7 separate regions of the Mus musculus genome follow, and all the other regions are linked to region 4. Evidence: chromatin loops called from intact Hi-C (ENCODE). Cell type or tissue: heart. All regions are shown on one strand. Links, peaks and the distances in the headings refer to the core of each region. The heading gives the core; the rest is flanking DNA.

Region 1 (4,314 bases), core at 166-4,165, 190 kb after region 4:
ACAGTTCTGGGGCCATCCTAGGGAATGATGCTGCCCACAGTGGGGTGGGCCAATTAACAATCCAGGTATTTCCCCAAGGACATTTCCATAGGCAAGGTGATCTAGACAATTCCTTAATAGAAGAAACTCTTTCCAGGTGATTCTAAATTGTGTCAAGCTGATAATTAAAATTAACCAGCATAGGTACAATGCTACAGTTAGACAAGAAATAATGCTTTGTAATCTGTGGTACAACAAAGCAATACAATTAATTATAATGCTTTGTATACAGTAAAGAAGAAAGGATTTTGAACATATTCATTTCAAATAAATGAAAGAAGCATAAGGTGACATATATGCTAACTAACCTTATTACTAAATGTATACATTAATCAAAACATCACATTATGCCTCATAAATATATACAAAATGTAAAAATCAAACAAGAAATTACTGTACATTCATTAAGAACTAAGAATTATTATCACACAAACTATCAAGTGGTTATCAAAACCACCACATCAGTTTGTTCTCCCTTCCTGGACAAACGTGGATCATCTGCGCCAAGTCTCTGTTAAGTATTAACTTTATGCCTAAATTCTAGCCAATGGACTCTGGGTAGAAGAGATACACTCTGCTTCCAAGCCTGGACCATTCAAACCTACCATGCAACCCTTCACATAGTGCCTTTCATTCACATGTGACAAAACACCCAACACAATACAGAGGAGGAAAGGATTTATTTGACTTACAATTCCAGGTCATTTCCATCTTTTCTGAGAAAAGCAGGAACTCAAGCAGTTGGCCATACCACAGTCAGAGGCAAGATTGAAGAAATAAAGAATTCACCCACATAGTCTGCTTGCTTAATGAAGCCAGTTTTCTTTACTCAGACAAAGGCAGCTGTGGTCAAGAGCCCTGGTAGACAACTGAACAGTGAGTGAATAAGAGAGTGCACTCAGTCTTGGAAACACATCCTATAGAAGATTTTTTTTTCCACTTAGTTTCTACAACCCATCACATGTGATATGAACTGTGAAGACCCTATATGTCAACAGGACACTGATTCTCTCTTGGAATCTCAGCACTTGGAAGATCAAGGAGGATGGGTCATGAGTTCAAGGCCAGCTTGGGCTGGACAGTGAGATTTTGTGTCAAAGGTAAGTAATAATCTCACTTCCCAGTAGCTTCGCATAGAAAACCTTTCCCCTTGTGGCAATTTGCCCGTAATACAGACAAATTTAGTACATGATTCACCCCCAGCCCTCCTAGGAGATTAATTCTGGCAAAGTTTCCTATGTTGGTTAGTTTTAATTGTCAACTTGACACAACTTAGAATTATCTGGGGAGACAGTCTTCATGAGCAATTGTATAGATCAGGTTGGACTCTAGGCACATCTGTAGGGGGTCTTGGCTGCTAATTGATATAGAAAGACCCACTCTGGATGTGGGTGACATCATTTCATAGGCTGGACCCTGCACTGTGTGACAGTAAAGAAAGTAGCAGCTGACCATACAAAAGCAAGCTCTTGACTACACGTGGTGGGGCCAGCCAACTAATATGCCTGCTTCCATGATTACTTTGAAATTACTGAACATAACCTGAAATTGTAAATTAAAATAAAACTCTTCTTTCTCTAAGTTGCTTTTAGTCAGGGAACATTATCACAGTGACAGAAATAAAACTAGAATACCCCCTTTACAGGGTTAGACATGAAAAAGAGGCTAAGATTATTGCTCGCTCTCTCACTGATTCAGGCTTTGGAGTTGATCGTTCCATTTTGTCAAGGAGACTGGACAGAAAGGAAAGAGGCAACAACTTGAGAGCATGTCTTTTCAATTGTTTGCGAGCAGTGTGGAAGGAAAAGATCTTGCCACAGTGAGTTGGAGGTTTAGCAATGAATCTTTGAGGCTGAATGTCCTGTGGTTTGGTGGTGTGATTTTTTTTTTCAGTTCTTCAGTTGTAGCCCTGGGATCTGGCATCTCTGCCCTAGAACATTCTTCTCAATAACATGGGTCTATGCTATTCAAAGCATACTTCTAAGATACCTAACAAATGTCTCTGGGCCTTAGCACCATTAGCTGTGTGGCGAGTGAGGTCCGAATCAGTAGACTTAAATGCCATTCCCACCTTGGTGAGCGTCCCTCTATGAATTCAACTCTGTGTGCCTGCATGTGTCCCAGTGCCCTCTGGTTTCTTGATGGATGTCACAAGAGAAATTCTCTCACTATAGCGGAGGGAGGATCCTTGCTTGACGTGTTACCCTTCAAAGTTGTTTCCAAGCCAAAGATTTTTGAGATGACTTTGTGGCGAGGAAGACCATGAGTCATGCTGAGCTTACTAATTCTATTTCTGGAAACCGTGGGAGGTGGTGTGATGTTGTGGAGAACAACAGAGCACTGCAGACACCCTGGTCTGGGATTGGATCTTGATTGAAGCTCACCAGCCTTGTGGGACTGAAGTAGTACTCTGACTCTGGACCTCACTCCCTTTCCCTGTGAAATGGGTTGTTGAGTTGTTAAAAAGACTCATAATACAGCATCAGGACACTATATGCTACATGGACAGGACAGAACATACCTTCTGGAACATACTGCCAGGAAGTATAATAGTCTTGAAGCTTCACAGACACTGAAGGTGTAGGACACCATATTGTTTTCAACTTCAGTGTTGCCTTCTAGTAACACTGTAAGAACGTAATTATATACTCTCCTTAATGGTCAAAGATACCCAATACATTATCCAGAAAATAATTGTTTCAATTATACCATTTAACCCTCATTCTCTCACATCTAACATAGAAATAATAACAGCTTCATTGTTTGCTGAAGTTAAAAGAAATTGTAAGTAAACTTGTTGAATTTGAATAGGGTTTAAATGCATCTATCCTTTTAGAGATCGGATAGGTGCTGTGTGATGACTCTGCTGTATGCCACATGAGCTCTGTCTATAAAAATGCTAACTAGTATGTATTGAATTCTTCTGTGGTCCAGGGGTTAACAAGATATTCTATACATTTTTCAAAGCAACATCCTGAGAAGGCTCCATTGCTTTAATTTTGAAAATGAGGAATGTGTTCTTTAGATAGTTAAAGGAACCTTCCCAATTCCCCTGGATACCATTCTGGGTCTCCAGCCACAAAGTCTGTGACTTCCCCAATACATGAGCCTTGGCTCTTGTTCTTCATTACTGCATAGACAGCCATGCAGGACTCCTGTCCTTGGGAAGAACATCGTGATTGGATAGAAAGGTCTTGAGGCTGATTCTTTCCGTTGGGGTGGAGATGTAGTACCTGCCCAGGCTGAGCTTCCCCTAAAGTCAGTCACAGAGCTAGAGATGGAGAATTGGGCATTAAATTCCTTTTGTCTTAATGCAATACCTAACAGGAAGGAGAGGAGGAAAGCACATCATGGCCAAACAAGAGGAGTGGCATTTCCAGAGCAGAACAAGTTTGAAAAGAGAATCCCAAGCCCTACAAAACCAAAGAAAGTTTTTGATATAAAGCAAACCATGGCTGCCATGCTATATTTGCCCCTGCATATGTGAAACCACCATTTACAGAGGACAGTTAAAATATTTCCAAGCCCTGTCATCTGTTTTCTTTTCCTTGGACTATTGATAGTTCTTTTGACAACTCTGGGACCCACTGACTTAAGACTAGTGGCCCTGGAGAATTATTATTGGTGAACCTCAAACCAGATACCTTATGTGGAAGTAGTCACCAGGGGAGGGATGGGTGGCATCTACATGCCAAGGCACAAGGTTGAATCAGCAAAGATCTCTCTCTGATCTGTATTCTTATGTTTAGACATAAAGCCCAGACAGACAGTGTGACACCTGTCTTTCACACCAGAAAACCAGGGTCTAACATCTGCTCTGGTGGCTTCATTCTGACTTGTGGCTTTGAGCTGGCTAGTTCCTTCCTCTTTTCAGCCTCTGGGTCTTACACTCTGAAGCCTTCCACCAGCCACCAAGCCTCTGATTGCTTTTGCGCCTCTCCATCTTCTAATTTCGATTTTAGATCTCCTTTGCAAGTTTGCATGGCATTTCTTTATCCACATACTTCCTGTAACATGTTTCTCGAGATTTTTCATTCGTGGGTAGTTATCTACTGATCTCGCCAGCAGGAAAGACCTTCACAGAGCTTCCTATCTTAAGTGCATTTAAGGTTTAATGTACAGGGGCTCTTCCCCAAGGAAGACTTCACAAACAAGTCACAAGTTTGTGCAGGACATTTCTAGACCTCCTGAGAAGCCATCTAGACAGACTGTCCCTCAGAGATAACTATTATCAAATGCTCTTCTTTCCTATCCTTAACTGTGCTGAGATCCTGA
Region 2 (4,314 bases), core at 134-4,133, 340 kb after region 4:
GACTAAGGAGCTAGGAGAGGGGACCTGGGAACAATTGAATCCCTGTTTCCACTCTGCCTGAGCTTGTATCCAAAGACAATGTCATGGGTGCTTCTTGTCTCCTTACCCAGGCTGGAATGAGAGTAGGGGGTGAGGTTCCCTTGTGGGAATGCATTTTAAGCTTTGCCTCAACTGACAGCCCAGGCATGGCAGCGTGATCCCTCTGCTGGACTCAATAGCTTCTTGTTTTGCCTCTATAGAACTAGTGTAAGATTTAAGCTAGATGCCTTATGGAAGAAAAAGGGTCCCCCAAGAATATATAATGCAAATGGGCATTCCATACATAGCCACTTCCTCCCTCCAGGAAGCCAAGAGAAGCAGTGTTCCTGAAGTACAGAAAGAGCTAAACAAAGAAGCCAGCATCCTTCTCTGTGAGATTCCAATTTGAATCAGGCTGCCACAAATGTAAAACGACTTCATTTTCCTTTGCCAGATCCCCTGGGGATGGCAGGCTTGTTTGTGCCTCTGTGAAATGAAGCTCAGCCCAGCTCAAGTGCAGGAAAACACTTCTATAGGCAGGAGGCTGCTGAAGCCAGAACATGGCAGAGTCCATTCATCCTCCTCTTGGGCAGCTCATCCTCTCAGAACAAGGGGACCTCAGTCCCCAGTGGCCAGGCTTGGCAGCAGGGAAGAACTGGCTCAGATGCAATATTCAGATATAAAACTTGATGCTGTTAACCCACAGAGACCACCTTTCTCTTCTGGAGACTTCTGCTCCTAACATAACTCTGATCTAGTAGGATGGGGTGGAAGATTGTCTGTCTGTCTGTCTGTCACTCTCTCTCTCTCTCTCTCTCTCACACACACACACACACACACACACCCCAAGCAGGTGAATACCAAGTGGTCTTGCATCTTGGCTAGCATCTTGGCTCACTGGCTATGTTAGTCATTTTCCTCATTGCTATGATGAAACACCTGCCAAAAGCAACTTAATGAAGGGACAGTTTATTTGGGTTTATGTTTGAGAGTACAGTGTAATGTGGGGAGTTGGGACAGAGTTACAGAAACAGGATCTTAAACATTAGTGGGTCACACTGAGCCACAGTCAGGAAGCAAGGAGAGGTGAATATTGGTATTCATTTTACTTTTGTCCTTTTTATGCAGCCTGGGAACCCAGCCCATGGCACGCTGATGCACAGATAGACTCTGGTGGTTCAAGTGAGATGTCCTCCATTAAGTCTCTGGCAACTGAGTACCCAGGCCCCAGTTGGTAGCTGTTTAGAGAGGATTCAAATCTGTACCCTTTGGGGAGAAAAGTGTCACTGAAGGAAGACTTTGAGAATTTAAAGACTCATCTCCGCAAACCAACTGTCTCTGTTTAGTGTTTGTAAAGATGTGAGTCTCCTGCTCCTGCCTCCATGCCTGCGTTCTTCTACCATAGAACCCAACCCCTCTGGCATGGTAAGCCCAGACAAACTATTCTGTAAGTTGCCCTGGCTATAGAGTTTCATCATAGCAATAGAAAAAGTCTAATATTCATACCCAAAGATACGTTTCTGTAATGATTCAAAATCCAGTCATGTTTATGTTTATAATAAAGATTGAGTATCATAGCTCCTTTATTCTTAAAAAACACTAAGTATATATTTATTAACAACCAACTGTGTTTTAAAGAAATGCAAGATGGCTCCTGAGTTTGCATCAAGTATTTGGGAAACTTCATGATATAGGTTTAGAACCAAATCCTGCTTGCTTTGTCTGTTATTTCTTTATCTACACCAGCCACCAGCGTTGCCGCCTCCAAGCAGCCTTGCAGGGTTGCCTGAGACAATGGCCATCACAAGCAATAAAGTCTTCACCATGTTTAGTTAGCTTTGCAAGGTGGATGCTACAAAACAAATACCTTGCATATAAGCATCCTTAAGGGATGAACTGAAGACAGCAAATGTGAGCTATGGAGATGTGAGCCTGGCAGAGGAAATTAAGTGGTTTACATTCCCTGAAGCTAATTAAGCCAAGTTGACAGGTAGAGCTGTTTGACACAGGGAATGTTCCAAACCGGAAATAAAGATATTATACATGGGAAAGCTACCTTATTCAGAGAAATAATTGTCTTGACACTCTCAGCTAAGCGATCAAAATAACCCCCTCCAAAACTCTTGTAAATAAACCAGTGTTCATTTTCTACCCAGAAGACGTAATGAAGAAGCTCGGGGAGAGCACGGGGTGATTTTGGCACTGTCTGATGGGCTGTGCAGGAGACAGTGCCAGCTGTCCCTGGGCAGAGATTCAATTAGAGGAGAGTTCAGAAGTGACCAAGAGGATTAATTTCATCAGACATGGAACAAAAAGTCAAGGTCCTTCTGTCCGTAGATTTCTGTGCTTCAGCTCGTACTCAGTATAATGAGACTAGGTTAAGGACCTACATTTGATTTGGTAACATGCAGCTGGCAGAGATGGATTTCTTAATCTCGGTGCAAGACATTAAGTGAGAAAGAACACATTCACATAGATAAAATACCTGGTCTATGTGTTCCCAGGCCATGCGTGACTGAATGGGGATGCAGCTGGAAGGACATTTGTGATTGGTGATCCAAACCTGTGCAGAGTGTATTCCGACATGTGTGGGAGAGGTGAGGGGTGAGAGCAATGGAAATCTGGAGAGGCCCAGGAGCTTGGGATCTGGGTATCCCGGACTGCAACTTCACACATAGCATTAACTCACTGGTAAATTTGCCCTGGAACGCAGAGGAGTCGGTGCCTGTTTTATACATATTCTTTGAAAGTTTGTGATTCAGGATGAATGACTTCATTTTGTAAATAAGGACCAGACCACTTCCCAAAGTTCACATACGATGTGTGATTCTAGGTTCCCAGCCAATATCTCTGTGGGTCATCTCTCTGAAACATCCTTCTCTGCCAAATGACGAGTGGAGTGAACCCCTTTCTTTTTCAGAATCTTCCTGGTAGGAAGCCAAGTGTGAAAGGGTAATTCTCCAGTAAGACAGAAGGAATGAAATGTTGACCAAGCATTATTCAAGTAAAAGAACTTGGATATCAACAATACAAGGTATAAGGTGGTTAGTAGAATGTTCACTAATTACTAACTTCCTTATAGGAAGCCATGTGAAAAGGTTTTCAGCAGCTGGGTAATTCCACAGAAATACATAGAAAGAATAAAATATTGACCAAGTATTATGCAAATACAAAGAATGTGGATATCAAGAACATGTGGTAAAAGGTGATTAAGAGATCATTTACTAATTACAAGGTTGAATAATAAACTCTGTATCATTCATTTATCCACACATAAACTAATTATGGGGTGGGAGAAGAAATCTGAAACTAAGACAAATAAAGCCTATACCTGGCTCTTAGCTAAGCCTCTCTTTAAGAATATTTTATTGCCTCAAAGGGAGTGGGGAAACTGATGTAAATATAAGATATTTTATCAGTAACTGAATCTATGTAATGCACATTGACTGTTGGAATAGCTATAGAAGGACCTATAGCTTTTGTCTAATCTGGCCCTTAACATTTACTAGGAAATTTCACAACCAAACTCCCTAGAGGTGCCTTGGATAGCCCTGCAAACCACCCTTTCAACAGAGAAGAGAAGGAAGCTTGCTGAATCTAAGTGACTTCTGCAGGTTTAAATGGCTGCCTGCACCCTAACTTCTATCTCTCTGCTATCTAGTCTTCTCTATGACAATTGGCCCTTATCAAACAGTTTAATGAATGCACAAAATTACAAATAACAAAACCCAGCCTTATAAAGAAGAAATAATTGCTCTTGTTGTTATGCATGGATGAAGGAAGCACCATTCACCGGAAAGCACCCCTGGAAAGCAAGGTCAAGGGTGACCAGGAAAGAGGCTGCTCTTTCCACCACAATTGTGCCATCAGTAGGGCCTAATAAACCCTGTCTTCTCAAAGTCTGTGGGAAACAAGATGAGGCTGTCAGTAGATGTGCCCCAGGATGCTGTAAATATTTTGAAAACATCTCCTAATTCATAAAGACTTGTGCAGCTGCTATACACTAACCATTGACTGGTGACAAGGATCATCGTGGTAATTGAAAGCCAATTGATTCCTCAGGGGATAGTCACAGTTAGGAGGCAAATGACAAAGGTGCATATGCTATGGTAAGGTCAAATCAGGGGAAAGGTCTTAGCTTACACATCTAACATGAAACCAGAGCACAAAGAGCCTAAGACTATAAAAGAACAGAGAGGTGTCCAGAAATAGTTCCAAGGCAATGTTAGAAGGAGCTAGAGAGCCTAGATCTTTCTGAATTTGGGTGTGACTTTTAGATCGATACTTATTGAGTCT
Region 3 (4,314 bases), core at 134-4,133, 370 kb after region 4:
TCGTTGGCTAGGACTGCAAAGGACACTTATGAAGGAGCTGGTTTTATTCAGGGCACATCGTAGAAAACCAGGAGTTGCAGAAAGCCATGCAAAAAAAGTCCCATTTGGACTTATCTGACAGAAGAGAGAATAAGGGTGTACTTTACACTGAGACTACTGCACTGTGGTGTTTCGGGGATGCCATAGTGAGCGGAGTGTTGACAGATAGTTTACATGGTCAAGGGCAGACCCTGTCCTCATTGATAAATCCGCATTCCCAATTCTACAGACATTAGAGAGAAAAGGAAAAAAACACACAAAGGAAAAGTGGTCCTGACAACGAGAAGAATAATAAATATATAGTTGTCATAAAGAATAAGAATTGGAAATCAGGCTCCCACTCTCTTGCTTCACTGAGCCGATCTCATGGCGCTTCAGTTTCTGTATCTGAAAGCTGGGAGAAGATTATGGATCATAAGTGGCTGTGATATCTCTGGGGCGAGGAACTCCATGCTTGCTGTGTGGTATTCAGCAAATATCCACCTGTGTGCTGAATTCAAACTTGTGATATACGTATGTTCCCCTCAGAACTGTCATTGGTCTTTTCAGAAGAGTCCCTGTGCTCACTCCCTGAGGCTCAGGGAGGTGTGTTGGGAGTGACAACCATAGTTTGAAAACTTCACTCATCTTGAATGTGTATCTTTTCATAACTGGGAAACATCGTGAGCTGCAACCTCCTATGGTCTATTGACAAAATAATTGGCTCAAGCTCAGAGCATTCTTAGGATTGTTCCTTGCCTTCTTCACCATCATGATTTCAGTCTTATTATGCAACTCTGAAGGTCAAACATGTTACTGGGGATGCGATCTCACAGCACTCAGATGATGGGTAACAGTAAGGACATTTAACTCTTATTAGATTTGTATGTTTTCTTCATCACAAAGTCCCATACTTGGACTGGGGATTTGACTCACTTGGTAGAATGCTTGCTGCCCCAAGCCCTTGGTTCTGTTGCCAGCAGCACACAAACCAGGCATGCAATCCTAGCACTTAGAAGGTTCAAACAGGAGGATCAGAAGTTCAAGGTCATCGGTAGCCACTTAGTGGATTCAGGCCAGAGAGATAAACAAAAAATCCCAGGACTGCTATTCATGAGCAAGTAACAAAACTTCTCCAGCCCCAGGCTTTGAACTTTAGGAAAGGTTCAACAATGGAAGCACCAACCATGAGGTGGATTAAGCATATAAAATCCTTACTGTGTGTCCGAGGCTCGGTGTCTAGCTATTCTGGCCACTGCAGTGAAAATAAACCTAAGTACAAATTCTGCTTTTGTGATTACTGTCCCCAAGATCCAGATACATAAAAGGTTTTGGACTCCTCTTTCTCATCTGTAGAAGAGAAAATGATACTCCTATAGATTATAAAGAGTGGAAAAGACTGAAAAAAAACACAGGAATAACTCCTTTGTTTCAAGAGGATTCCTACAGAACATATTCTGTAGACCCCGAGTTACTCACCCTCAGGATTATGCCCCATATAACTGTTTTAGCCAACCAGTGAGACCTGTAAGCCCCGCACTCAGAAGGACGAGGCAACTTGAATCTGAGTTCCACGACAACCCGAGCAGCGCAGTGAGACGCTATCTCTGGAACCCAACCAACCAAGCGGCCCCTCCAGCAGGAAGTGAGTTCAGATGAGGCTAAGCCGTTTTCCCCCAACACCAGCAGAGCCCTGGGTTCCCTTATCTTGACAGCCATGTGTGTGTGAAGGAGGTCAGTTCGCACTTGCGCCTGCCTGTCAGCTATTCTTCAAGCTTCCAAAGTTTGGCTGCAGGTTGTAAAATCATATTAAGTTCTGGCAGTTTAAGAAGCGTGCCCGGAAAAATAACCAGAGCAGGAAGGAGAAGAGAAGTATTTGAAGGGCGCAGATGGATTTTGCAGCTGGGGAAGGGAACATTAGCATTAGCGAAATGTCTGTGGTGGAGCCCAGGTTTCCTTCACACAAAGGTCACATCCCTTCACTGTGAAGAGAATCATGTTGAAGGTATGATGTTGCCGTTGCACTTTATCGTTCCCCATCCTGAAAGGTTTTCATCTTGGCAGCCTTTTCCCCTCTACTAATCCAATTCTCCTTGGAAAATGTCACTCCGCTTGAATTTTCATAGCTCTTCCCCTCACTTGGGCACCTGGGAGTTCCGGATCAGAGCTGCGAAGCCCACGAGAGGAGGAGACGCATTTCATTATTGTGGGCGCCGGATGAGTTAAGCTATAAAGAAATGCCAGGCAGTTTCTTTTCTGACTTTTTCCCCTTGGTCTGTTTTTCTACATCAGGCTGTCTCTATTGTATAGGCTAGATGGTCAGCGGAAAGTGCAGCTGCCCTCTCACGGGGGAGTGACAAGATGAGACACACATAGGGACTGTCAGCTGACCCTAAATACCATTCTAAGGAAAGAACGGGATTGGCCATGGAAGAAGAAACCTCTTCCGGAGCTTCACACCACACCAAGCTCTGCACAAAAGGGGGAGTTAGACAAACTGCTTAAAGTCAGTGGGCAGTGAAAAGAAGCTGGAAGCGAGCAGACCCAGACCTCATTGTCTCTCACATGTACCCAGTACCACAACCCCACAGAACATTTCTGTGGGCATGGCACCCTGGAAGAAGAAAACTTGACTTAAAATGTAGTCGATTTGGTTATTTTGTGGCATTAGGGATCTGGAGCTCCATCCCACAAGATCTCCATATAAGCAGACACCACACACAGCCCAGTGGATGTGGTTCCGAAGGAAATACTTTCCTTCATTTTTAAAAAATACTCATTCTGAGATTCACACAGAGCAGTTAATTCTCCGTGACCGGGTGTAGCTCATGTAAGACACTGATGGAGCTGGACACTGAGACAGAAAGCAAAACCAAGCCAACTCCAAAAGATCCAAAAGCATGCATGGTAAATTCTCTGACCACTGTATCAGTCCAGACGGAGCAAACCCCGAAGGACCCAAGCCTCTGTGTATTTACAGATTCAGCAGCTTGGTAAATAATCTGGAAGTCAAAATGGGAGATCACAGCAGAGCTCAGGAGCTGCTTTCAAATGAGTGACAGGTAATTCACAGCATGCTGATAACTGTGAGATCAGATAGATGAAAGTGTGTGGTCTTAGGGAAATGTATTCTGAAACCGGACAGAGAGGTCAAAAAAAAAACAAGATACCAAATATAGCAGAAAACCAGAGAAGGGGAGGACAAATAAAAACAATGAAAACACTTGAAAAGCTGGGTCCAGAAAATTGCAATAAAATCATAAATCCTAGCTCAGGGAAAGATTTCTTGTCAGTGGCTAATCTCCCAGTTTTCTCTGGATACAGAAAGGGGCCTACAGATAGACAAACACAGAGACATACAGTTTGGAGAAGGAATTAGGTATATCAGAGATCACAATTATCAACAATTTTAAATCAATCAATAATAAGGAATATCAGTAACTATGGCAGATTCCAACAATAGGCCATAATACATCAATTAAGATTATCTAATATTCTGCCACATGCTTCCACAGAGACAAATATCACAAACTGAGGAAGGTTGTTTAAAGTAGGACTTACTTTAACACTAATGCTGAATTGAAAACTAGGGAAACCAGTCCCCTATATAAAAGAGAATCAAAATTATGATTCCCTGGGGGGAAGAAAGTGGTAGCTAAAAATGAAGACTGTTCACAGAGTTTGGGAATCTTGGTTAATACTGTCTTCCTGAGTTCTAGAGGGGCTTTTGTGGAAGTGTTTCTACACTTCAGGTTGTTTCCAAGCTATATACATTCCAGTTTAGGAATTTTCTATATGTGTCTCGGAACTTAAGCTTTTATTTTTCAAAATCAATAGGGGATTACTACTTTGTACTGTCAGCTTGTGTGCATTAGACTCCCTAGAGAAGAAACCTCTGAGTGTGCCTCTGAAGGCTTTGCCAGGGAGGTGTAACTGAGGAGGGAAGGTCCACCTTAATAAGAACAGCATCGTCCTGTGGGTTGCTATGTTTGTAGTGGGCCTGCAAGGGGGGATCCCAGGGGCTTGCACCAAAGCTCCCAAGAGCTTCTGAGGTCAGGCCATGTGAGGCAGAAGCAAATTCCCTGCAAAGTGGCTGTGAGAGGTCATTGCATGAATATCTCTGTCTCTGTCTGGCTTTCTCTGTCTCTGTCTCTGTGTCTGTATCTCCCTCTGTCTCTCGCTGTCTCTCTCTGTCTCTGTCTGTCTGTCTCTCTCTGTCTCTGTCTCTATCTCTGTGTTTCTCTCTGTCGTCTGCCTTGCTGTCTGTCTGTGTATGTGTGTGTCCCCTTTAGTTTT
Region 4 (4,314 bases), core at 151-4,150:
CGAGGGGAGGGGAATCGACTCAGAGAGAGAAATGCCCAGGCAAGGGGAATCAGCCCGGTGCACCCGAGCTCTACGAGCCTCCTAAGGGGCACGCGTGTCCGTGCCCCAGTTCAGATTCGCCGCCCTCCCTTCCCGGATCTCCCCAAAACGCCCCCGCTGCAGCCCGCCTCATTGTCTGAAACGGTCTGAAAACTTCGCAACTAGTCGAACGTGGACAGACACACAAATAAACCCTCTTAACGAGGCCACGCATAATGATCCCGGGAGTCTTTCGCCCCTGGACTTGAGAGCTTTCCGACCTCCCGCACCGTCCCCGGCCCCTGGCAAAAGACCCAGGATGATTTTTTTTTAATTTTTTAAAAAAAAAATTTTAATTTTTTTTAAGCAAAAAAACAAAACGCAAAAGCAAAGCTGGGCTGGTTACCTTGCAAACCAGCTCCTCTCCGCTGTGCAGATGCACAGCGCGGAAAACGTGGTCTCCCTCCAGAGGCTCCAACAGTAAGTATTTCCCGATGCAAGAAACGCAATGCGACAAGTTCGGAGTCTCGGGCGGGCTCGGAGAGCCAAGGTTCGGGCTGAAACTCTGGCTGGGCTCAGCGGACCTTATAGACGACAGCTCTTCGAAATCCTGGGTTTTGTTCCGCGATCTCCCATATCTCGCTATTGTGATAGGGGTAGACCTGTGTATGTTCATGAGTGTGAGGATCGCACACGACAAAACAAACAAACAAACCAAAAAACCCCTCTGGAGAGATGGATGAGCCGCGCCGGTGCAGGCGCCTCGGTGCTACCGACTTAAAAGGATCAAGAAGGGAGGGGACCCGTCTGGGGCTCCGTGGAGGAAGAGTTAAGAACTAGCCCCCAGATGGGCGCTGCAGGGCTGGTCCCCGGCTGCGAGCCCCGCTCCCGGGGGTGCTCGCTCTGCGGACAACTCGGGTCCTTTTGTTACCCAGAAGCTGCCAGCGCGGTGCAGAACCGCACGCTGGACTCAGTGGGTCTCTGTTCGCAGCGTGGATCTGGACGAGTGAGCGTGCCTCTGGGGTGAGGAGCTGCAGCGCCGGGCTTCTGAGCGATCCCCAGCTGAGGATCCGCAGACCGGGCGGAGAAGCCCTGCGTGGAGTTTGTGCAGTCTTCAGGGAGCGCGCGGCGCCGGCTCGCCCTCCACGCGTTAGAAACCAAACAAAAAGAAAAAGGAAATAAGCTCGGGTCTACCGGCTCACGCCGCGCGGCAGCCAGAATCCGCGCTGCACCCCCCTCTTTTTGGTGGAAAGGGTGGGGGGCGTGTAAGGGGGGTGCTAGAGAGGGCAGTTACCTAAGTCTTAACTGTAGATGGCGTCTGAGGCTTTTCCAAAAAATCGCAGAGCTGTCTCTCTCAAGAAAAAAAAAAAAAGACAGAAAAAAAAAATTGCAAAGGCGCTTTTAACTTGGGGCGGTCAGCAGTGGCAACAAAAGATTGCAAAAGCTGAGTAGGGAGTGCGCGGAGTAGGGCAGGCACAGGTACCGCGACAAAGCCCAAGGCAGAGCCCGCGCGGTCAGCACTAGCTCTTGCTGTCGCTGCTCACGTCCCAGATCCTCCTCCGATGAAGCAAGAAGTGCGGGCGGTGACCTGGGGGGTACCAGCAGCAGGAGCTTTCCGGGGGTCCTGCAGGAGCTGCCAGCAGATGCTCCCCGGACTCCGTCAACCCGCGGCGTTCCTTTTCCGCTGCACAACTGGGTCTTGAGCCTTGAAACAATTTGCAAACCACTCTTGTCTCCCGATGCCTTGCGACCAAATTGCACGGCGGGGTTTGCTCTGCAGGAAAAATAAAAATCGACGGCTTGTCTTCTTTTCTTATTATTTTTTTTTTCTTGCCACCCAGAAGTAGGAGAGGACCGTGTATTTAAAAATTAAAGGGGATGGCCACGGCGCCCTAGGCCAATCCCGGCGCTCAAGCACGCCCGCATCCCCGGGCGAGGCGGTATTAATAGTTACTTACGTGGCCGGGGATCTCGGAGCGAGCCCGGCTGTGTGTGCGCGTATGTGTGCGCGCGCGCCTCGCTTGCTCGCGCTCGGTCTCCCCATTCAATGTCACCGACACATTTCCACAGAGCCCCCGCCCTCTTCGCCGGCCCCGCCCTACCCACGCCCCGGCCCCTGTCATTGAGCCCGGAGCCCATCAATCAGCGGCGCCGCTGCCAGTGCGCGCGCGGCTCCCCTGCGCCCGCCGGCGGCCAGGGCTGCTGCCGCCACTCCTGCAGTGCCCCCACTGGGGGCGCCAGCCTCGCCCCCGGATGGCTCGGCCAGGCGCGAGGTAAACAGTGCTTTATATCCTTCCGCAGTCCAAGGGCTCTGGGCTCCCCTGGCCTGCTGTTCGCGCTGCAGCGACAGGGATGCTGGACTGTGTATCTGCCACCGTCGCCACGCAACACCGGCAGGCTCAGGTCAACTTTGAGACTTAGATCCTCTTCCCCGGGATTTTCCGCAGAAAGCCTCGCATCTTCTGGGTACCGGGCACCCCTCTGCTGCTATGTTAACCTGAACAAGCAGTTCCCCGCGGGTTTTAAAAAAAATGAAGGATTCTTGCAGCCCACAGTCTCTAGAATTAGTTTTATTCTTTCTCTCCGGTTGCTTATCATTTCAACAGAAGTCCATTGTGAGCTTGTAGTTAGTGTCACCACCCCTCCCCCACTTACCAGTTATAGGATTGGGGATCCTTTCAGAGTCTTTTGACTTCAGGACAAGGTCTTTGGGGAGAGCTCAGGAACACACACCTTTGCACCCACACTTCCAGCAAAGGATGTTGGCTCCTAGCCAAGGAGTCAGGCTTCTCCAGCCCCGGCATCTCAGTATTTAGGCCAAGAACACATTCAATACCGGGTTCAACGGAAGGCTGCACTTTGACCCTTGCTTATTCTTAACTTCCTGGGAAGGTTCTGGACCATTGGCTTGAACAGACCTGGGGAAAGTTCAGACCACAGCTTAAGCCTCTTGACTTTACCTAATGCATCCTGGTAAGAGTAGCAATGTAGCAGGGGAAAACAGAAAGAGAAAGAAGCAACCAAGGTCTGGGGCAAGACTGCTGGGCTTACTCTTGAGTTTTTACCCGCATAAGGCACCTCTTTCTATGAGGGAGGTCACTCTGTAACAATATTCTGCACTACCACTTTTGAACAGAAATAGAGAACTAGTTATAATTATACTTAACCGGGACAATAGTGGCTCTAATGATCAGGAGTTCCCTGAGGGTTGTTTCAGAGTAGTGAATGGACCTTGCTTGTTCAGCTAGCCACCCTAGAGGACAGATCTTGAGAAGAAACTAAAATGCCCCATGTCTTCTCATAGATCTCCCATCCTTCTCCCCACTCATCTGCCTTAAACTCAGACTCTGATCCCTAAACTGTCCCTTAAGGGGACCACAGCTTGAGGAAGTCACCATGACTACAGAGTAGTGTGCCATGCAGTCTCTGCCCAGTTCAAGAACAGGTCCTAGACAAACAATCTCTACAGAGGATCCATTGAGAAAGGTTCCCTGGGGCCTCTGTTGGGTGACTGTCACCAAACTTTCTTGTAGAAGTTTGAGAAACTTGTGTTCAGCATCAGTTTTCAGATTCAGAAGGAAACTGAATTCGCATGGGCTTTTTTGGTTTGGTTTGGTTTTTGTTTTTGCTTCTTTTTCTTCCCAGGATCTCTAGTTTTCGTCTGTTAAATGACAGCCCTGCGTACCTCATGTGACCCCTAGAACTGCAGTTGCAGTTCTAGGAAATATATGAAGAATTATGATAGTGTTTCTCAGCCTGTGAGTTGTGACCCCTTTGCGGTGAACAACCTTTTCACAGGGGTCACATATCAGATATTTACATTCTATGCATAACAAAAGCAAAATTACTGTCATGAAGTAGCAGCAAAATAATTTGATGTTTGGGGGTCGCCACAAGAGAAAGTGTATCGAAGGACAGTAACTTCCTGGAGTCCTGGAAAAATACGTGTTTCCTTGGGCTGTCATATTGCAATGACTACATTGCTCCTCTCTCTCTCTCTCTCTCTCTCTCTCTCTCTCTCTCTGTGTGTGTGTGTGTGTGTGTGTGTGTGTGTGTGTTTCTTAGTCCTTCTCTGGGGCTAGATTGAGCTTTAGGTTAGAGGAGACCAAATCTTCCTGATACTTGGATGTCATCACAGGGGTAAGCCTGCCTGTCATAAGCCAGTGGTTCTTTGTGGACATTGAGACAGTCTGGTGAGTCATAAAATAATACACATAAGAGCTCATTGTTGGCCATTTAGGCAGAGAAAAGAGAAAGTATGAGAGAAAAGGAGTAGGAAGACCTAGCTTTCTCCTA
Region 5 (4,314 bases), core at 205-4,204, 320 kb after region 4:
CCTCTGCAAGTGACAGGGAAAGGACATGTGCACTCACTGTTGGAGAAGCGCAGTATCTAACAGCCATGCCTGTCTTCACAGAGCACGTACTGGGATGTTCAGGGGGGCCCTCAGGGGAATCACCACTGTCAGCTCCAGAGGCTGCACATGGAACCTGCTTCCTCTTAGTAACAGTGAAATAAAGCTGCAAATTGCCACAGACCCAGATCACAATCTTCATATCCAGGGAGCAAAGGGCTGGCAACATCTACACCCAGCACCTGGCCCTGCTGGGCTTGGGACTTAAAAGATAGGGATGCTTTTGATTCTCACTGTTGAGTCATGAAGGGAAATGTTCGTTTCCTATCAGGCCCACTCAGCTGGAATACTTTTAACGTGTCCCTCTTCTTTTCAAGCTCTCTTTCATCTCCCAAAATAGCCACATCAATGATGAATTTGTCCCGCGTGTTTTCTGCAATGAGTTTACGTCTCATTGGATTCTCATTACCTGAGCAGGAGCTGACTCATATGGGGGTCACATGTCACTGTTCCAGGCTCCGTCTCCAGGCATGGTGCTCCTACCTCCTTGCATTCGAGCCACCCCTCTCCTGCTCCTCTGACCCCACAGCTGTCTGCTCCTTCATGACTACAGAGCCACAGCCAGAATTCTGCTCAATGATGCTAATATTCCTGGTCAGACATATGGAGAGGAGGAAGGCCCTGCCTTAGCCCAGAGTCAGCTTACCTTTGTGTCTTGAATTTGGAAGGAAGAAACAATTTGCTTGCCAGTCCCCATAATCTTTATTGGAAAAGAAGCATTTTAACTGCTGGTGCTAGTGCCTGAGTTATGCATAGGATGCAGAAGCTGTCCTAAGATGTCACTAAAGGCATAATGCTAGCAGACAGCATGTCACCACACAATATTGCTTGGGGTGGGAGGGGATGGGGCAAGATGATCGTTTCACCAAATTTTATGGTCAAGTAGAACTCCCATCCAATCTAAGTGAAAAGGTGGCCTGAGGTCCTGTAATCAGGACACAACCTCTGCTCACATCTGGACTCCATCATTTCTTTGCTCCATGGTTGGCCAGGGGTTTCACCTTTGTTCAGCCTCAGTTTTTTTTTTTCACTCAGAAAATGGGTACGATATTATTGAGTGTACTAAATTACTGTCAGGAGTAAATGACATCATAACACATAAAGCATGTAGCCTGAATTCCGCTCAGTGAGGCTTAATTAAATGATGCTGTGGATGGAGCTGGGAAAGGATAGAGGAGGGAATGAATGGCCCCCAAGCATGCCTGCAGCAGATGCTGCCAGAAGTTGGATATGGACTCACTTTAAGAACTTCTGAAATCAAACTTTTAGTATCCAGGATGATGAAGCAATTCAATGCTTGAGTTCCTTTGTGCCTGAGGAGGAAGAGAACAATAAAACTGGAGATGATGAGAGAATTAATGATAAGTCCTGAAGGAATAAGACAGACGGGTTCACCGTGAAGTCTGCAGTGCATTCTGGGAACTGAGATTCCTTTTGCTGGGATTTTAAAGACGTTATGGCTCTAAATGAGCTGGTGGTGGAACAACCCAGCTAAGATACTTAGCAAAATGGCTTAACAACATGCCTTGATATTAATCTTGGAAGAATGCCTATGGAATATGAAGAAGACATTAGCTGGGAAACAGGAGGCCTGGATTCTAAATCACTGCACTATCTTAAAATAGCCCTTTCCTCCAGGGTTTCATTTGCCTTCCTTTCAAATGGCAGGGTTGAAACCTGTGTCCTTAAAGCTCCTTCCAGTGTGACACTCTGCAAGCCTTCCTGCGTCATCTCACTGAGCTGACCGGGCAGGAACTCTTCTGATTATTGCCCTCCCTACAGGGGTCCCTTAAGGGAGGAAACCCATTGAAGGACACAGGGAACTATAGAGCAAGGGTTCTGGGCTGGCTTGGAGAGGAAAGCTGGGGATCTGGGGAGGGAAGCCCCCAGCTCAGAGGCCTAGGCAAAAGCATCAGGACATACGCTGAGCAGTGGCTAGGTGCAAGGAAACCTTTGGAAGGAACTCTCCAGGGCTGCCATAGAGGACTCTGCATCTCTGGATTATACTCTGTCTCTCACGTCTGAGGGCCCTAAGGGCTTTTAATTTCTAAATAAATTTGACAAAAAGCCTTTGCAGAACAAAAGTCTGGGCAATTTTACAACAGGAGTTGAATTTCTTGCAAACATATTTTCTCATTCAGTAATCACCCAGCATCTGCTGGGCACTAGGCTTCAGTTCTGAAACAAAATAAGAGGAAGCCACCCTGAAACAGACTGTTCACAGTCCAGATGGGCTTCCAGCGCAGTCGTCGGCACAGAGGGCATCCTACTGTCTCCTAATGTCTCCCAGCATTTCAACACAGCCTGTAAAGAGACCATATTAAATACAGCACTGAACTTAAACTCAATTCCTTTCTCCATGATCCCCATAGCCATCTATTTGCTAAAACATTCTTTCACTGTGTTTTTATGTTTTATTTTTATTTTTCATTATCTGTGTTGGTGTATGTACATACACATGCACCTGTGCTTATATGTCTATGTTTGAGTATATGCATGTGTGTGTATACTCAAAGAGTCCAGAGGCACCAGATGCCCTAAGAACTGGAGTTGTAAGTTGTAAGGGTGTTGTAAGCTGAACATGTGATTGTTCAAATTAAACTATCATCCTACACACAATCAGTGCAAGCTCTTCACCACTGAGCCATCTTTCCAGTTCTCTTTTGTTTTGTTTTGTTTTGTTTTGTTTTGTTAAGACAATGTGACCCAGGTTGGCTTCAAACTCACATTGCTTCTTCCTCAGCCTCCCTAGCACTGAGATTACAAGCACCTGATGCTACCTCCATTGATCCCAGAGCACAATGGATGTCTTCTTCTGTGTAATAAAGTTGAGTGACAAGCTCTTAAGTGAAAACTTAATAATCTCAGGACACAAGCTGTGTCCTGTCTATCAACAGCATTGATTAATTTGCATAAAATATAAATTATGATCAAGGAACATTTGCTGAAGTAATGAATTACCTTTCACCATATATCAGACACTGTAGTAGAAATAATTTGAAGAGGTGTTTTAAAATAATGTATTCCCAAAAGTTATCATTTAGATTGGGAGAACAAACTGGATCAAGCAGACAAACACAAGTTACCGTACACTTTGCATAGAGTGAGTTAGATCATCACAAGATGCCTGTGTGTGGAACAGGGCTGGGGTAGAAAGGAAAGGCAACTTACCTCTGATGGGTCCACAATGGGAAACCTTGGGATACTGGAATAGAATGTCTACCTTCAGATGGTTTGTCATGACTTGAGGCAGAGAAGACACCTTAGAAGGACAGACCCTATTGGTGACCAGGCAAGGAAACAGAGAGAGAGAGAGAGAGAGAGAGAGAGAGACAGAGACAGAGACAGAGAGACAGAGACAGAGAGACAGAGACAGAGACAGAGAGAGACAGAGAGAGAGACAGAGAGACAGAGAGACAGACAGAGACAGACAGAAAGACAGAGAGGAGACAGAGAAAGAGAGACAGAGACAGAGTGAGAGAATTTTTTTCTGTTCTCTAGAAAATCTTAACTTCAGTGGTGAAGGTCCTTACCATTTTTTGAATTAGAACATAGACACTGACATTTTAAAAATTCCCCACTGTACATGTAGAAGTGGAAAAAATTCTGATCTAGGGTAAATGAAGGAAATAGAATTGCTACTGAGCCTAGTGACCAGAGCTCAACAAGAAGAACTTGTACTGATGGAAGGAGAGAACTGACTTCCACAAATTGTCTTCTGACTTCCATACGTATGTAGTAACGTATGCATACTACCCCATTGCACATAAATAAATACAAAAATAAAAGTAATTGCTATTCTAAGTATTTCTAAATCCCTCTGCAAAGTGATTTCATATTTTTCTATAAACACCCTTGCAATAAAAATTATACTGTAATAGCCTTTGCCTTTCTGAAATTCATGAATAATTGCCTCCCCAAATTAGTATTCTAGAGCCTGCGTATCCAGTGTATGTTTGGAGATTAAACCTTGAAGAAGTAACTTGGATTAAATGAAGTTTTAGATGATCCCCAGACCAGTGTTTCTGGTATCCTGTCAAAGAAGAGAGACAGAAAGTACGGGAGCTTTAAAGGACCAAAAGCTGACAATATCATGAATTAGAACTTTTAGCCTTTCAGTATGAAACTAATTTTCTCCTATATGTGGGAACTAGGCTTCTGTGTTAGTCTCCCTGTCTGTGGTATATTTTTCTAGTCATCCTTTGTACTTCATATATGAGTGACATTTGTAGGTTT
Region 6 (4,314 bases), core at 196-4,195, 200 kb after region 4:
CAGAGACCTGCTCCGAGGTAATGAGCGGAAATAGAAAATGTAATTAACATGTCTGCCCTGAGAAAGGAGAGCTAACTCTATTACCCTCCTCCTCCCTGCTTCCATTATGAATGATTGTGTTTCAATTATGATCCCAAAAGTATTTCCTTCAGGAAATATGTCAGGGTTCCGCAATAGGAAAGAAGGAAATGGAGCCATGAAAGTTTAATTTATTGCGGTGACTGCATTTTAAAAAAAGGGGGGGAAAGAACAGAACTGCAGGGGGTGGTGACAAATACAGCGACTCACCTGCTGTGAGCAGGCCCTGTTTGTATAAAGGAGGCCCAGCCTGTCTAAACACTTGTTTGATGGTGTAGGATGGAGAAGGAGAGGGGATCCCCACCCTCCAAGGCACAGTGTGATATGCTGGCTCCCTTGTGACATTTAGGAAGGCGAGCACTTGGTTTGAGGGTGATCAGCAGTCTGGCTCCAGCACCCTACCAGATACTGGCCTGAGTGAGTAAGGTGGGCCCAGTGCCACCTCAAATCGCAGAGTGTAATAACAGTAAAGCACAGGCAGCTAAAGTGGCAGGGATAGAAACTGACCGAAAGAACTCCTCCAGCAAAGCCCATGGCAATCAATAGGTGGGGAGCCGGCTGGGGAAATCAATAGGTTACCAAGGTGCTGACTCATGCTGGTCAGTGCTCCTCCCCGGGAAAACATCATCTCTGCAGATTGCAGAGGGGATGTAGACTCCTACATCGCTGCATTCATTCATTCGTTCCTTCATTCATTTATTCATTCATGTTTCCACGCAAAGTGAGGCTGGGAATCCCACCAAGCAGGAAATCTGGACAAACATGGAGGTGGGGCTAAACCACGTTTTTCAGAGGCTCTGGGGTCTTGGACTCTGTTAGCATTCCTTCTAAGTTATGCTCAACAGTTACATGGCAAAAGCCAGGGAGGCCTGGCTTGCTATAAAAGGGGCTGTTTGGCCCCTCCTCGCTCTTCTCTTCTCTTCTCTTCTCTTCTCTTCTCTTCTCTTCTCTTCTCTTCTCTTCTCTTCTCTTCTCTTCTCTTCTCTTCTCTTCTCTTCTCTTCTCTTCTCTTCTCTTCTCTTCTCTTCTCTTCTCTTCTCTTCTCTTCTCTTCTCTTCTCTTCTCTTCTCTTCTCTTCTCTTCTCTTCTCTTCTCTTCTCTTCTCTTCTCTTCTCTTCTCTTCTCTTCTCTTCTCTTCTCTTCTCTTCTCTTCTCTTCTCTTCTCTTCTCTTCTCTTCTCTTCTCTTCTCTTCTCTTCTCTTCTCTTCTCTTCTCTTCTCTTCTCTTCTCTTCTCTTCTCTTCTCTTCTCTTCTCTTCTCTTCTCTTCTCTTCTCTTCTCTTCTCTTCTCTTCTCTTCTCTTCTCTTCTCTTCTCTTCTCTTCTCTTCTCTTCTCTTCTCTTCTCTTCTCTTCTCTTCTCTTCTCTTCTCTCTCTCTCTCTCTCTCTCTCTCTCTCTCTCTCTCTCTCTCTCTGACTCTCTTCTCTCCCTGACCCCTTTCTCCCTCTCTCCCTTTTCCACTTTCCCTCTTTCTCCAATCACTTCTGGCTGGCCTCCTCCTCCTCCCCCCCCCTTCTCAACCCCCTTTTCCATGTCTTAAGTAAACTGTATTCTACACTATGCCCCTTGTATGGCTGGTACCTCGGGGGAAGGGATGCCTCAGCATGGGCCCACCAAGGAGCCCCGCCCACCATGCCAAGCTCTTCTAACCATATAAAACACAACAGATACAGCAGCACCACATGGGGATTCTCTGCAGGAGAAAAACAAGTTTCTGAGAGAAAGAGATCTCCACAATCATTCTTAGGGAGGTTTTCCTGGCTGATTAATGGGAACAGGGAGCTGAGAATGTGCCTGCACTGACCCCAAAGACTACATGATTTCAGGCCAGCCAGGATTGCTGTAGAGAGGAACAAGAGAAGGACTAAAGTGTCATTGAGGTTGAAGGATAGGGGTAGTAGAAGATTGGGAACATGGATTTAGCCCTGACTGTACTGAAGACCTCAGGGAAGACTTCAGCATGAGGGAAGCACTGGGAAAAGCACAGGAGGAAGAGGACTTCTCATTAGAGCAAGTCGGTGGAAGGACAGAAAGTTACACAGATAGCTACAGTCAGGCAAGAGGGATGTTGAGGGCTGAGCAAGGCAGGGGAGCACAGACCAAACAGAGGGTGTCCCAGGAGCTCTGCCAAAGGTCAGTAGAGGTCAGTGTAATGGATACTGAGACACAGACTGCTCCAACCAACACTTCAGCGCAAACACCTAGGGCATGATGCGATTGTGAGAGCCATTATTGACTACATAATCAGGAACTGACTCAGACGGACCTTCACCTATCTGTTTTATCGCAGTGTGTTACCTCATTTTATCCCCAAAGCCACTAGCAGACAAGAAAGCACTTCTTCTAGCCCTTTGGGTTAAGATCAAATGTAAAGACAAAAATCAAATTCCAAAGCAGGGGCTGGAGCAGAAAGTTCTGTGCTTAAAAACACTGGCTGCTTTCTCAGAGGACATGGGTTCAATTCCCAGGAGTTGCACACAAGCTCAGAGTGCCTGTAACTCCTATTTCAGGGACGCTGACTCCCCCTTCTGGCCTCCTAAGGGGTTAGACAACAAGCTTGCACACCCATTTACATATAAATAAATAAATAAATAAATAAATAAGTAAATAAATAAGATATAATAAGAAAGGAAGGCAGGCAGACACTCCTCACATTATTTAAAAACAGAAAGACAAATCATAGTAAAGTTTAAATTTGTTCAAAATATTTAATACCTGGTGTAGTTGGGATACTAATACCAGCACTTGGTTGTTGGGGGCAGAATATTCACACTATGTAGTAAGAGTCTGAGGCCAGCCTGGCCTACTTGGGACCCCTATTAAAGCAGCAACAAAAAAGATCTCTGTCAGTTCTAGAGTTGCAAACAGAACTTGTGTCTTTTACATTTCAAGCCAGGATGTGTTTCCTGCCCTCACTCCTGGGGCCTTCCTTCCCTCTCCCCATCCCCCCTACTTTCTTCTTTATAGGGTAGCTTCTTAGGAGCCAGAACCAACAGTAGATCTTAAAAATGAGGTAGGTTGAAACACCCATGATTCCTGACAAACAGAAGGGAAACCTGTCATTACGTGCCAGGGAAGGAGAGTTGGTCCTGATCATTTGAGATCTATAGCAGCTGAAGTTATCCCCTCCACCCAACCCCCACTTCCATCCTGCTCCACCCACAACCTTTTCTTGGTATCCCACAAAGAAGGTAGCTCTGAATGAGAGAGTAAAGAAGAAATTTATAACCTCGCAAGACCCTCTAAAACAGAGCCTCACAGGAAACACACCTACCCTGATCCTACAGCAAGCCAACCTGCATTTGTTATAACCTACACACTTTTCAGATTTGCAATCAATCCCCTTGCATTTCTTTCCAACTAGAACCTTTACCTGTTGCTCTTCCACTGTTTTGCTGGCTGCATCTGTTCCCCTTAATCATCAGAGCCTCATTTTCTGATGTCTCTCCACCAATGTCATTCAACTTTACCTGATCTGTTTCCAGCATACACAGGTGTCAGCATAAGGGTTCTAGGAGTTAGGAGCGCACTCTCACTTGTGTCTGCGTACGTGTGTATGTGTGTGTGTGTGTGTGTGTGTGTGTGTGTGCGTGCGTGCGTGCGTGCGTGCGTGCGTGCGTGCGTGCGTGCGTGCGTGCGTGCGTGCGTGCGTGCGTGCGTGCGTGCGTGCGTGCGTGCGTGCGTGCGTGCGTGTGTACAGGAGTAGAGTCACCAGAAATTTAGGAGCCAGTCTGCACTCTCCTTCAGAGATAAGGGATTGAACTCTGAACAGGAACAATGGAATACTCTAGCTCCTGCCCTAAACTGCAGCTCCAGCCACTCCCTACCCATAGGGGAAGCAGCCCAACCTTGTAAAAAGACTCTGATGAATAATTAAGTCACCATTTACAAGAAACTCTAATCTTAGTGCAGTTCAAGGTAAAGACAGACTGCAGCCCTGGACAGCCAAGAACAGCATTGCCAGAACACTCAGGACACAGGCCTCCAGCCAGACAGACACTGGTATTTTTTTTTTCTAAATACTGTCGCCAAAAAAGCTCAAGTCAGAAAGTCTCTGTCCCTCTGGCAACCCCAGTATATCAGTAATAATAACAATAAAAAATAATTAGCTATGATTTAGGATTGCCTATTAAGGACTCAGCAATGTGAGTTTGTATTATTTTATTTTAAATACTACCCATCCCTCCATGAAATCTCCATAGCATTATTGTAGCAAAAGAAATGAGGAGGTTATACT
Region 7 (4,314 bases), core at 256-4,255, 720 kb after region 4:
TGAAAGAATCAAGGTGAGAAGTGAAACATCAAAGGCATCTCTTCTAAATCCAAATGTACCGTTTCTCAAGCCCACATCAGCTTTCCAGAATGTAGTAAGTACTAATGCTAACTGGAACTCTGACTACGGCTTTAGCTGCACTTAGTTCTAAGTGCATTTGGGCTTTACTAATGCTGAAGAGACTAGGGTTGTGCACAAAAAGAATTAAAGCAGAAAAACACGTTGGCTGGCTAGAGTAGTTGGCTACCATGAGTGAGGCCCTTAGTTCAATTTCCAGCACTGCTGTATGCCTGTAATGGAGGTGGTGGCAAGCAGGAAGATCCAAAAGTCAAGGCTGTCCTCAGTCACATAGCATGTTACAGCTCAAAATAACAGTAACATTTTGGGCTGCATATACATATATATATGTGTGTGTGTGTGTGTGTGTGTGTGTGTGTGTGTGTGTGTGTGTGTGTACACATACACGCTTCAGAGGACCTAAGCTTGATTCCCAGCAGTCACATTGGATCACTCAAAATCACACGTGACTCCAGTTCCAGGGGCATCCAGTCCCCTCTCCTGGCATCCACAGGCACCAGGCACACTCATGGTACTTACATACAAGCAGTCAAAATACTCATACACATAAATCGCTTTACAACTAACAGGGGTGGTGATAACTTGGTTCAGCTCCACAACATTTTGAAGATGAGTCTTTAAACTTGAGAAAACTGCCCTGTAGAATTTGCCCGCTTAGCCTTTGCTGGCTTATCCGAAGAAATAAATGTATAGAGAGCCCGTGAATTGGCCACTGGGGAAGAGCCTGATGAAATACACGTTGTTATTCAACCAATCCTATTACCATCATTATTTCCATGCTGCCTGGTAGACAGAACCCAAACTTCAGTCCAGATCTGAGTCACTTTCAGTCAGCTAAGGGATGGATCACCCAATCAGCTAATGCTGGGGGGTTGGTTTGATTTGGGGGGTTTTTTTTGTTGTTTTTTTGTTTGTTTTTTGTTTTTAGATAATCCTGAAAAATGGATCAAGATGACAAAGAACATTCTGGAAAGAAAGCACAAAGTCCTGAAATGAAAATATAACCCATTTCTTCTCAGCTTGGCTCTGCAGACCATCTCAGAAAAGGATGTTTTTACAGAGCAGAAACGTGACTGGCTGCACCTCCATTTACACTTCTTTGTTACAAAATGCATGTGACTTGTTGGGGTTCCAGCCTCGGGAGAAATCGGAGGCACTGGTGGTTACTTTCCGAAGTGAAACTTCCAACCACAACCTCCGGTGCACAAAAGGCGGAGTGAGTCACAGGAAGAGGCCACTTGCTTGCAAAATGCATTAAAAGTAATGCAGGCTGAATGGACTTCCTGCACCAATGAACAGATAGCTGGCATCGGGACAGGCTCCTCGAGGCTCCCAAACATTTCGGGGAGGACGAGACCATTAGAAATCTGGGCACATCCACCTCTACCCTGTTCCCTGCGTTCTCACTCTGCCCAGGCTGCCAGACCTGCTGTCTCCCAGGCCTGTGGCTCCCATCTGAGATTCCCCAGGAAGGCAGATCTGACTGGATGCTTCCACAGGGTCAGAAGGACACCTTGTGACTTAAGCAAGCACCTGTGGCTCGGTCTCCAAGATCCTTTAATACAAAGAGGTGAGGTGGTCTTTGTAGCAGCTTCTCCCGGTTTGAGCAAGTGGGGTGGAGCTGATGTGAGTCCTAGGCTGATAGCATTACAGCATTCCTGAGCTGGCCAGATGACAGACGTGAGCCCGGGCCTGGGCTGCAATGGTCCACAACATGTGAGTGCATCCGAACCCCATAGGACTTATTAAACTATTCTCGGAGGCCCACACCCACTGCTAGGGTCGGTAGGTCTAGGATAAGGTCCTAAACAATTTTATTTTTAACAAACTCCCAGGACAAACTCCCAGAACCTCCAGGGCCACAAAGAACAGATTTTAAATCTCAACAGACTGGCCTCCAAAGCTCACTTAAAGATTTGGGCCTCGGATTGAGCTCATCCAAGGGACATCCGCACTGAAACAGTCCCCTGAAGAAACTCCCCTGCCTCCACACAAATCCAACCCACAACCTGGCTGGTCTCCAAGCCTGGGACCACAGGGAAAGGCCTTTGTCAAAGCAGAGGCTGTTTTGAAAGGCTATTCGGTCAAACAAGAACCAACTGTGCCCCCCTGTGGCCACCGGCTTTCACTGACTTCCAGGATCAGCTTCTCTGGTCAGACTCTGCTTCCCTTTGGGGACCAAGCCTGGCTGTACCACAAGTGATAGCAATTATCCTCTTTGGTGCTACAGGATAAAAAGAGAGGTTACAAATGTAAAGTCTATCCTGGGGTGTAGAGCATGGACTTGCCTAGCATGCATGAAGCCCTGGTTCAATTCCCAGTACCAAATAAAAGACACTCATTGTGGCACATGCGTGCAATCCCAGCACTGGGGGTGGGGGTGGGGTGGCAGTAATGATCTAATTCAAAGTCATCCTTGACTATAGTGTTTCAGGCTATCCTCATGAGTCTGTCGGAGACACTGATGCTGCGAAGATAGCTCAGTGGATAAAGCACTTGCCAAACAAGTGAGGGGCCCAGCATTGAAATCCCCAGAACCCACAAAAAATTCAGATGTGGTGGTCACCTATAATCCTTGCAACTCACAAATCAGAAATGGAATCATTTTACAAGCTGACTTGAAAAGGGAAAACCCCTGGTGTTCCCCTGTACTGGGGCATATAAAGTTTGCAAGACCCTGGGGCCTCTCTTCCCAGTGACGGCCGACTAGACCATCTTCTGCTACATATGCAGCTAGAGACACGAGCTCTGGGGTACTGGTTAGTTCATATTGTTGTTCCACCTATAGAGTTGCAGACCCCTTCAGCTCCTTGGGAGTGGGTAGGTAGGGGAGCAGGGCGGGGAGGGTATAGGGAACTTTCGGGATAGCATTTGAAATGTAAATAAAGAAAACATCTAATAAAAATAAATTTTTTTTAAAAAAGGGGAAAACCCCGGAGACCCGTCACCTCTCGTATTTCAAGGGAATGGGCACAGTGCTGTTCACACTCCAGAACCATGATAGAAAACACAGATAGACAAAGATGGTCGAATGGAGTCTCAGCTCTGATGTTGGGACCAAAGGCCTCCTGAAGAGAGTTAAGTCCCAGAACCTGTTTCAAAACTGGGCCTCTTTAACTTTCCTCTATGACAATTCCATTCCAGGACCGACCGCACAGGGGTCACGAAAGCTGTCTCAGAGCTGATGGTTAAGACCAGTCCCCCCCACACACACCCAAATAGTTTTTGGCTTCTGATGCAAAATGGGAATGTGTTACTCTTTGAAACCAGACCAAGCCCTTCAAATTCCCAGGTGAACAAAGCTCGTCTCTGGGAAAGTCTAGGCATCCAAAAACTCATTCTGTCTGCATGGGGGTATGAACTGCGGGGACACAGGAGAGCCTTGGGTACCACCATGGAGGTCTGGTGTCAAAGGATAAAGAGAACACAGATGAATGAGTGGCCTATAGACAAGTTTATCCTGGTTTTTATTTCAGATAAGAGAGCCTCAGACACTGCAGTCAGGTAGCATAGATCTGTGGAGCTGTCCGAGGGTTTCTTCTGTCTGTAACATGTTGAATCTACAGACACCCGGGGACCTGTTAGAATTTGGACTCTTCAGTTTTTACCCAGAAGTGCCATTAGCATTTAAGGATGATACTCTTCCATGCCCTCCATAATCACCAAGGCCAACACAGCAATCCGCAGGAAGCCTCCGGCCATTGCTAGTACAGTGTTAATAGGATATGACCAACCTCAGCTCAAACTAGTCAAGGGCTTTGATGGACTCCTTCAAAATGAAAAACTAAGGACAAATATCCAAAAGAGGGGGACAGGGTCTATGAGGTGAAGACACCTCAAACATGGCAAACAGGACCTGTGAAACACTATGTACTGAACCTTCTTCTCTGCCTCCTGGCTCCTCAACACTCCTTCCAGGCCAGAGAGGAGCCATGGTATCTCAAACAGGTCTCTCAACTTGATGATCCAATGTGGGTTGTGCAAGGACCACATGCAATCTCTTTAGTGGAAAGGACGCATTCATATCTCTCAGGAGTAAACGGGGTTGGTATGATACCTGTATGAACTCAAATAACAGCAAAGGTCTTTACTCCCATAGTGAAGAGTTCATAGCCATAAGGAGTCTTTTTATGTGTGTTCCCAGTCCATTTGTGTACAGACCGTCGAATGGATGTGCATGACTTATATGCCCATACATGTAGGAACCAGGGCCTCCAGTGTTGTTCCTCCTCAGGC

What was found. Hi-C counts contacts between places; a loop is a spot of excess contacts. Peaks named below come from ENCODE experiments on the same cell type or tissue, not always from the same donor. Only the 100,000 strongest peaks of a DNase experiment are listed, where the experiment ranks them.
Region 1: a loop joins it to region 4, with 4 times the contacts of the local background. A loop is called at or near these places in 20 of 42 quality-filtered maps.
Region 2: a loop joins it to region 4, with 2.5 times the contacts of the local background. A loop is called at or near these places in 11 of 42 quality-filtered maps.
Region 3: a loop joins it to region 4, with 8 times the contacts of the local background. A loop is called at or near these places in 10 of 42 quality-filtered maps.
Region 5: it touches region 4 in a loop (4-fold over the local background); 11 of 42 quality-filtered maps call a loop at or near these places.
Region 6: a loop joins it to region 4, with 2.4 times the contacts of the local background. A loop is called at or near these places in 20 of 42 quality-filtered maps.
Region 7: a loop joins it to region 4, with 8 times the contacts of the local background. A loop is called at or near these places in 24 of 42 quality-filtered maps.

The regions. Positions count from the first base shown.
Region 1 is chr12:16,004,577-16,008,890 of GRCm38, forward strand. It overlaps Gm36235 (a long non-coding RNA gene), which reads right to left. Exons shown (of 8, transcript XR_872507.1): 2 at 2,561-2,666; 3 at 732-908. Among named protein-coding and RNA genes, the nearest start is that of Gm36235, 8.8 kb to the right of the region's middle. In heart, for the core only: no CTCF peak of the experiment used is centred there; a DNase peak (open chromatin) is centred at 2,285; H3K27ac peaks cover 343 bases.
Region 2 is chr12:16,155,831-16,160,144 of GRCm38, forward strand. No RefSeq gene overlaps it. Among named protein-coding and RNA genes, the nearest start is that of Gm48606, 74 kb to the right of the region's middle. In heart, for the core only: no CTCF peak of the experiment used is centred there; a DNase peak (open chromatin) is centred at 2,261.
Region 3 is chr12:16,183,904-16,188,217 of GRCm38, forward strand. No RefSeq gene overlaps it. Among named protein-coding and RNA genes, the nearest start is that of Gm48606, 46 kb to the right of the region's middle. In heart, for the core only: no CTCF peak of the experiment used is centred there; DNase peaks (open chromatin) are centred at 1,698 and 2,408; H3K4me3 peaks cover 1,244 bases; H3K27ac peaks cover 2,231 bases; H3K27me3 peaks cover 223 bases.
Region 4 is chr12:15,814,807-15,819,120 of GRCm38, forward strand. Trib2 (tribbles pseudokinase 2) reads right to left here and starts at 1,979. Exons shown (of 3, transcript NM_144551.5): 1 at 425-1,979. The coding sequence starts at 694. It overlaps Gm5432 (a long non-coding RNA gene), which reads left to right and starts at 2,131. Exons shown (of 3, transcript XR_001780551.2): 1 at 2,131-2,291. In heart, for the core only: CTCF peaks have their summits at 496, 1,312 and 2,252; DNase peaks (open chromatin) are centred at 1,175, 1,585, 2,125, 2,815 and 2 weaker places; H3K4me3 peaks cover 2,929 bases; H3K27ac peaks cover 2,935 bases.
Region 5 is chr12:16,139,116-16,143,429 of GRCm38, forward strand. No RefSeq gene overlaps it. Among named protein-coding and RNA genes, the nearest start is that of Gm48606, 91 kb to the right of the region's middle. In heart, for the core only: no CTCF peak of the experiment used is centred there; a DNase peak (open chromatin) is centred at 1,796.
Region 6 is chr12:16,011,856-16,016,169 of GRCm38, forward strand. It overlaps Gm36235 (a long non-coding RNA gene), which reads right to left and starts at 3,671. Exons shown (of 8, transcript XR_872507.1): 1 at 3,548-3,671. In heart, for the core only: a CTCF peak has its summit at 2,608 (motif pointing left); no DNase peak of the experiment used is centred there; H3K27ac peaks cover 1,401 bases.
Region 7 is chr12:16,531,303-16,535,616 of GRCm38, forward strand. No RefSeq gene overlaps it. Among named protein-coding and RNA genes, the nearest start is that of Lpin1, 56 kb to the right of the region's middle. In heart, for the core only: a CTCF peak has its summit at 2,190 (motif pointing left); DNase peaks (open chromatin) are centred at 1,379 and 2,109; H3K27ac peaks cover 824 bases.